Linked DNA regions of Homo sapiens: region 1 is linked to region 2. Evidence: read pairs that join two places in POLR2A ChIA-PET (ENCODE). Cell type or tissue: B cell. All regions are shown on one strand.

What was found. ChIA-PET counts read pairs that join two places held together with the same protein. Peaks named below come from ENCODE experiments on the same cell type or tissue, not always from the same donor. Only the 100,000 strongest peaks of a DNase experiment are listed, where the experiment ranks them.
Region 1: POLR2A ChIA-PET joins it to region 2 with 5 read pairs; 2 of 35 experiments call an interaction of 5 or more read pairs at or near these places.

The regions. Positions count from the first base shown.
Region 1 is chr7:129,937,174-129,941,173 of GRCh38, reverse strand. All of the region lies in intron 1 of UBE2H (ubiquitin conjugating enzyme E2 H), which reads left to right. Among named protein-coding and RNA genes, the nearest start is that of UBE2H, 14 kb to the left of the region's middle. In B cell, no CTCF peak of the experiment used is centred here; no DNase peak of the experiment used is centred here.
Region 2 is chr7:130,148,300-130,152,299 of GRCh38, reverse strand. No RefSeq gene overlaps it. Among named protein-coding and RNA genes, the nearest start is that of LINC03008, 8.6 kb to the right of the region's middle. RefSeq lists a silencer at 1,205-1,274 and an enhancer at 2,737-2,786. In B cell, no CTCF peak of the experiment used is centred here; DNase peaks (open chromatin) are centred at 659, 1,489 and 2,259; H3K4me3 peaks cover 611 bases; H3K27ac peaks cover 2,367 bases.

The sequences.
Region 1 (4,000 bases), 210 kb after region 2:
CAACCAGCCTGGGCAACATGGTGAAACCCTGTCTCTACTAAAATACAAAAAATTAGCCGGGCGTGGTGGCTTGCGCCTGTAGTCCCGGCTACTTGGGAGGCTGAGGCAGGAGAATTGCTTGAACCCGGGAGGTGGAGGTTGCAGTGAGCTGAGATGGTGCCATTGTACTACAGCCTGGGCAACAGACTGTGACTCCGTCTCCAAAAAAAAAGATTCCAGTTTGTTATTTTCTATGCTGAAGTGTAATTCGAGTGCATTGTAGAAACTTTTGAAAACACAGTAGTCTGTTGAGAGGCTGTTGTTGCATTAGTGATTCTCAATTGGGTATCACATTGGAGAAGAATTAAGCTTTTGGGGGCCCAGGTACTATGGTTATTGTAATTTCTTCTCTGTACCTCACCAGATGCTTGGGGAAGGTGTCTGGTTGTTTATAGGCTGGTGCTCAAGGGGGTATCTGCCCATGACCAGTAGAACCCAAATCCTCAAGAGCCTGGGGAAGCCCTACATGGCAGCCATATGCTTAAGAGGGAAGGAGGATCCTTTTTGCCTCTCCCTGCTTTGTAGGTATCTAGGACGTTATGTAGGCAGTGTGAATAGTTGCTGCTGATCTTCTGACCTGTCCCTGCAGAGAAGTCAGAGAGAGGAGTAGGTAGCCCTTGTGAAGGGAGAGGCTTGGCTGGACTTTGCCATTCTCTGGAAGACTTTGCCATTCTCTAGAAGATAGGCATGGTTGGCGGGTCTGTCAGTGGACTCAAAAAAGGCACCTGTTCTGTAGCACTTGGAGGATCCATATTTAGGATATCAATTAATTGAGAATGTAATCTTTGTCTTTGGTTCAATCTCCTGGTTTCTAACTTTTAAACCATTTTTAGGGAAGCATTATATGTGAAGGTAGGAGATACTCCCTACATACAAAATCATGTTATTAATGTTGTGAATTATGCATTTCCTTTTTAGTATTAGGCAACTTTTTTTCATATATCAAGTTATCATGTACACTTTTCAAGGTTTTTTGGATTATAAAATCTTAGTTGAGGTAATATAAATAGAAAACTAGATACAGAGTGCGTGTCTGGTTTGTGTTACCTCAGAAGCAATTGGGCTGTCACTTAGCCTAGCAAAAAGTAAATTTAGTTGTTTTGTCCAAAGGGTGCCAGTATAACTTTGGTAATCTGGATTTTGCTTTTCTTTCTTTCTTTCTTTCTTTTTTTTTTTGAGATGGAGTCTCATGTTGTCGCCCAGTCTGGAGTGCAGTGGCTCCATCTCGGCTCACTGCAATCTCCGCCTCTCAGGTTCAAGCGATTCTCCTGCCTCAGGCTCCCGAGTAGCTGGGATTACAGGCACGCGCCACCATGCCCGGCTAATTTTTTGTATCTTTAGTAGAGATGGGGTTTCACCATGTTGGCCAGGCTGGTCTCAAACTCCTGACCTCGTGATCCACCTGCTTTGGCCTCCCAAAGTGCTGGGATTACAGGCATGAGCCACCGTGCCCAGCCTGGATTTTGCTTTTCAATTTGATGACTATGTTGCATAGACAGTTGCTGATAAGTTGATTAATTTAAAAATTCAGAATTTGGTTGGACATTTCCATTGTAGCATTTGTATGTAGAAGGTTGATTGGTTAAAGTCATATCAGTAAGAGATCACCAAGAGTAATATATAGATGGATATAATGTTTTCATGGTCTTACTGCTGGATGTTTACTACCCTTTTGCTATTCTTGAATCTAAACCTGTAAATAAATTAGTGATTCTCCTTGGCAGCAAAGCTTGGAACTATATAACTCTTTTAATTGTATTCCGAAAGAAGGAAACTGGGTAACAAATGCTCACTTTCGCTGGTTGCAGTGGCTCATTCCTTCAGTCCCAGCTACTGGGAAGGCTGAAGCAGGAGGATTGCTTGAGTCCAAGGCTGTAGTGTACAATGACTGTGCCTGTGAATAGTCACTGCATTCTCCCACCTGAGCACTATAGTGAGACCCTGTCTCTAAAAATTAAAAAAACAGTCACTTTTATATGGCATTTGGTTCTCACAGCTGTGAATTGTACTTGATCAGATCATTAATTCAAACTAGAGGCCGGGCGTGGTGGCTCATGCCTGTAATCGTAGCACTTTGGGACGCCAAGGCGGATAGATCACCTGAGGTCAGGAGTTCGAGACCAGCCTGGCCAACATGGTGAAGCCCCATCTCTACTAAAAATACAAAAGTTAGTTGGGTGTGGTGGCAGGCGCCTGTAATCAAAGCTGCTCGGGAGGCTGAGGCAGGAGAATTGCTTGAACCTAGGAGGTGGAGGTTGCAGGGAGCCGAGATCGCATCACTGCACTCCAGCCTGGTGACAGACTGAGACTCTGTCTCAAAAAAAAACAAAAAAAACAAAAAAACAAAAACATCAAACTAAGCCTACAAGTACATAATCTTGTGAGGGGAATCTTGGACAGTTTGGGTCGGCTTTGTTTTTTTTTTTTTGAGACGAAGTTTTGCTCTTGGCGCCCAGGCTGGAGTGCAATGGCGTAATCTCGACTCACCACAACCTCCGCCTCCCGGGTTCAAACAATTCTCAGCCTATCGAGTAGCTGGGATTACAGGCATGTGCCACCATGCCCAGCTAATTTTGTATTTTTAGTAGAGACGGGTTTCTCCATATTGGTCAGGGTGGTTTTGAACTCCTGACCTCAGGTGATCCACCCGCCTCGGCCTTTCAAAGTGCTGGGATTGCAAGCATGAGCCAGCCTTTTTTTTTTTTTTTTTTTTTTTTTTTTGAATGAGGCAGTCTCTCTCTCTGTTGCCCACGCTGGAGTGCAGTGGTGCCATCATGGCTCACTGAAGCCTTGACCTCCTGGGTGCAAAGCAATCCCGCCTCATCCCCCTGAGTAGCTGGAACTACAGTCACACGCCACCATGCCCAGCTAATTTTTGTATATTTTTGTAGAGACAGGGTTTTGCCATGTTGCCCAGGCTGTTCTTGAACTCCTGAGTTCAAGCAATCCTCTTGCCTTGGCCTTCCAAAGTGCTGGGATTACAGTTGTGAACCATTGTGCCTGGCCATGGATTTTTATTACAAATTATATTCAAATAGATGAAAACAGGAGGGAAAAGAATTTTCAGTATGTGTAGTAGTTTTGACAGGAGTTTTAGCCTTTTATCTTGGTGGCTGATATTAGATATTAACGTTGCTCTTAAGTGTACTTAAGCACACTAAAACATTGAACACAATATGTGTTTGATAACACAATTATCAAGGGAACTGAGGATAAAAGCACTCATCTTTGCATCACAATATGACATTATTAGCATCTGTTAACTTTACAAACCTGATTCATTTAGTTCTTCATAGCCACCATCTTGATAATGAATAAAGAAAAAACAAATGATGTATTTTGTCACTCTATTCATTTTTATCTATAAAGATTTAAAATACCTTTCTTTTGAGTTAGGTTGGTTTTATGGTTGGAAGAAGGAAAGGAGGTAGACCTTTGAATGCCTTGATTGCTGCCCATTTCTCTAGGCAGTGAAGAAAGGCAGCTAAAGTGCTGTCTCTGATTATCAAATGCCATATATGTGAGTATACCTGTGTTGTTTGTCATGCTGTTGTGAATACTCACTTGCTTTTTTATCCACTCATCTTTTTTATCCACGAGCTCCTGCATTAAAGTAGTTAGTAACCAGTTCTTTCTCTTGGAGTAATTAATGTGACTTTTCCCTTGTTTGAGATTTAGTTAAGAGTTTTATATATAACATATAAACCATGATATATCTGAAAAACTGTATTTGTGGTTCATAAAGACTGTAATTTCATTTCATTTTCATAAATTGTATGTTTTTTCTTTTTTCTTTTTTTTGTTTTGAGATGGAGTCTCACTCTGTTGCCCAGGCCGAAGTGCAGTTGTGTGATCTCGGCTCACTGCAAGCTCTGCCTCCTGGGTTCACGCCATTCTCCTGCCTCAGCCTTCCGAGTAGCTGGGGCTACAGGTGCCTGCCACCATGCCCGGCTAATTTTTT
Region 2 (4,000 bases):
TGTGGTGTGTGTGTTTGTGTGATGTGGTGTATGTGGCTTATGGTGTGTGTTTGTGATGTGTGTGTGGCTTGTGTGTGGTTTGTGGTCTGTGGTGTATGTGGCTTGTGATGTGTGTATGATGTGGCATGTGTGGCTTGTATGTGTGGCTTGTGGTATGTGTGGCTTGTGTGTGTGGCTTGTGTGTGTAATGTGTGTGTGGCTTGTGTGTGGTTTGTGGTCTGTGGTGTGTGTGTGATGTGTGTGTGAGGTGTGTGTGGCTTGTGGTGTGTGTGATGTGTGTGTGTGATGTGTGTGTGGCTTGTGTGTGGTTTGTGGTCTGTGGTGTGTATGTGATGTGTGTGTGAGATGTGTGTGTGGCTTGTGGTGTGTGTGTGATGTGGTGTGTGATGTGTGTGTGGCTTGTGTGTGATGTGTGTGTGGTCTGTGGTGTGTGTGATGTGGTGTGTGTGTGATGTGTGTGTGGTTTGTGGTGTGATGTGTTTGTGTGATGTGTGGCCTGTGGTGTGTGTGTGTGTGATGTGTGTGTGGCCTGTGGCGTGTGTGTGTCTGATGTGGTATGTGTGGCTTGTGGCATGTGTGATGTGGTTTGTGTGGCCTGTGGCGTGTTTGTGTGATATGACGCAATGCGGCTTGTGCCTGCACTGCCCTGGAGCAGAGTTCCCTAAGGGAAACCTGATGTACAGTACTTCCTAGGGCTGCTGCAGGGAAGGGCCTTGGTGCCTTCCTAAGAACAACTAAGAGCAATTTTCTTAGAAGTGTGGTTTTGAGGCCGGGCGCGGTGGCTCTCGCCTATAATCCCACCACTTTGGGATGCCGAGGTGGGCAGATCACCTGAGGTCAGGAGTTCGAGACCAGCCTGGCCAACATGGTGAAACCCCGTCTCTACTAAAAATACAAAAATTAGGCTGGGCTCAGTGGCTCACGCTTGTAATCCCAGCACTTTGGGAGGCCGAGGCGGGCGGATTACGAGGTCAGGAGATCGAGACCACAGCGAAACCTCGTCTCTAAAAAAATATTTTAAAAAATTAGCAGGGCGTGGTGGTGGGCGCCTGTAGTCCCAGCTACTCGGAGAGGCTGAGGCAGGAGAATGGCTGAACCCAGGAGGCGGAGCTTGTAGTGAGCTGAGATCGCGCCACTACACTCCAGCCTGGGTGACAGAGCGAGACTCCCTCCGTCTCAAAAAAAAAAAAAAAAAATACAAAAATTAGTCCGGTGTGGTGGCGTGCGCCTATAATCCCAGCTACTAGGGAGGCTGAGAGAGGAGAATCACTTGAAACCAGGAAGCAGAGGCTGCAGTGAGCCGAGATCACACCACTGCACTCCAGCCTGGGCGACAGAGCGAGACTCAAAAAAAAAAAAAAAAGTGTGGTTTCGGCCCCTCCTACAGCACGGCCACCTGTGGCCCTTCCTTAAAATGCAGGTCTGGGCCCACGCTGATTTACTGAATCAGAACCTGTAGGCCTGGGGCCTCCTAACCTGCCCTTTTTAACAAGCTTTCCCGGTAACTGCACCTGGTGAGTTCACACAGCGCGACCTCGGGGAGCCATGGCCCGGTCTTCCTTAGTACCTGCTGATGCGCCTTTCTGGGGTGGTGGGGCCCCACAGTGTACTTGGTAGCAAACATCTCCCTGGGTCACAGTTGTTCTTGCATGCTAGTGTTCTTGAACATTTAATATCTCCTCTGATTAGCCCCCTCAGCCTCACTGCACTGTGCCCATTCGAAGCCTTCTGGTTTAAGTAGCATGAATATCACGGCCACTGGGTGCGTTTTGTTCTCAGGCCATTTCGTGGGTAGATTTGTGTTTTCTCACCATTTTATTTTATTTTATTTTATTTTATTTTTATTATTATTATTTTGAGATGGAGTCTCGCGCCGTCTCCCAGGCTGGAGTGCAGTGGCACGATCTCAGCTCACAGCAAGCTCCGCCTCCCGGGTTCACACCATTCTCCTGCCTCAACCTCCCAAGTAGCTGGGACTACAGGTGCCTGCCACCACGCCCGGCTGATTTTTTTAAAAAATATTTTTAGTAGAGACGAGGTTTCACCGTGTTAGCCAGGATGGTCTCGATCTACTGACCTCGTGATCCGCCTGCCTCGGCCTCCCAAAGTGCTGGGATTACAGGCGTGAGCCACCATGCCCGGCCTCTCACCATTTTAATAATATCCTTGAGAGCAGACACATTTCCTGTTTTTGTTTCCTTTTTGTTCCCCAGGGTCTAATGTGTGTTCCGTACACAGCCCATGCCCAACTGCAGGCGGAAGTGAAATGGCGACAACCTGGAGAGACTCTAAGAGCCCGTGGGAGTTCCTGGAGGAACAGGGCAGGGCCCCTCGCTGCAATGGCCCCACACCTGCGGCTGCCTCTTCTGCACCCACACCTGCCTGGGATGACCGCCTCCCCCCGCCTCACTAGATGAACATGAGGATGAGGGCTGAGCTCCTGCTGGCGGACCCAGAGCAGAAACGGGCACAGCAGAGGCCGCAGGGCAGGTGGCTGCAACGGGCAGAGCACCCACCTCTCCATCTGCTTGGCTGACAGTGAGGTGGGACAGGTGCCAGCCTGAGCCCAGTCACCTCCCCCGGTCACCTTGCCAGGTCTCTCTCTGTGCCCAGCCCTTTGCAGCCACCACCCCCGTGGCTTCCTCCTCTAGCCCAGCAAGACTGAGAGTGCCCTTCTGCAGGAAGAGGGCCTCACTGCTGGTCCCCAGGCAGCAGGATCTGGGAAGGAGACAGCACATCTTCAATGCCACTCTCCATATTCATGTGCCCGGCCGCCCCGGGGGAGCAGGAGGCTTTGAGGACTTGCAGGATCAAACGTCTTCACAAGGCTTTAGTCTCTCCACCCACAAGCTGAGTCCAATTTTAACTGAAGCCTGTGAAGTGCACGGTCCTACAGAAACCATTACAAGAATCTTCTGGAAAAACAGAGGCAATACTCCCTGTAGGAAGGAGGATGAAAGAACTCACGGCTTGCCAAGCCCTCTGGGCAATAGGTCCCAGGGTACCCAGCAGACAGCTTCACCATCTCAGGTCTCTCCAAGGTCTCTCCCAAACCTGGTCTCATTAAAAGAAAACCAAAAGGGCCATATTATTTGGTTCCCATCTGGCCTCTCGAAATTTCAAAACTTTAATCAGTAGAAGGTAAAAAAAATTAGGCCGGGCTCAGTGGCTCATGCCTGTAATCCCAACACTTTGGGAGGCCGAGGCGGGTGGATCCCCTGAGGTCAGGAGTTCAAGACCAGCCTGGCCAACATGGTGAAATCTCTTCTCTACTAAAAATACAAAAATTAGCCAGGCACACTGGTGCGTGTCTGTAACTTCAGCTACTTGGGAGGCTGAGGCAAGAGAATTGCTTGAACCCAGGAGGCAGAGGTTGCAATGAGCTAAGATCGTGCCACTGCACTGCAGCCTGGCGACAGAGTGAGATTCCTTCTCAAAAAAAAAAAATTAACAATAACAAGGAAGCCACCAGCTGGCCCTTCCTGTGATCTTGCCAGACTGGATGGGAAATGGATAACACCATCTGGGCCTGACTTTCCTCCCAGGGAAGAGTGAGCAATTCTACCATTCGAGGACCCAAGTTTAAAAAGAAAAAAAAAAAAGACTTTCCAAATGAGGAAGAGTTATGCCCCTAAGCAGCTTAGGTTTAAAATACCGTTTGCTTCCTGCATCCCACTGCCGCCGCCCCAAGCCAGCCCTCTGTCCCCTATTCCAGGCTAAACGTTACGACGCAGCATCTTCAGGAAGGGCTGGCAGGTCAAGGTACCACAGGAGGCCCCCAGTGCAGACAGGTGCAGAAGTCTGGGAGCAGGAAATAAATTATGCTGGTGGAAAAGACAAAAAAAGAGTTCTAATTCTTCCTACAAGCCCAAGTCTATGATTTACACTTCTTCCTGGAGCCACCTTGCTCTCACCAGGGAGAGTCTGAACCTAAGTCTATGGTGGAAAGGTGGGGAAGAGGCACACTGCCCACGGTGACATTCAAGCAGAGGAGAGAGGT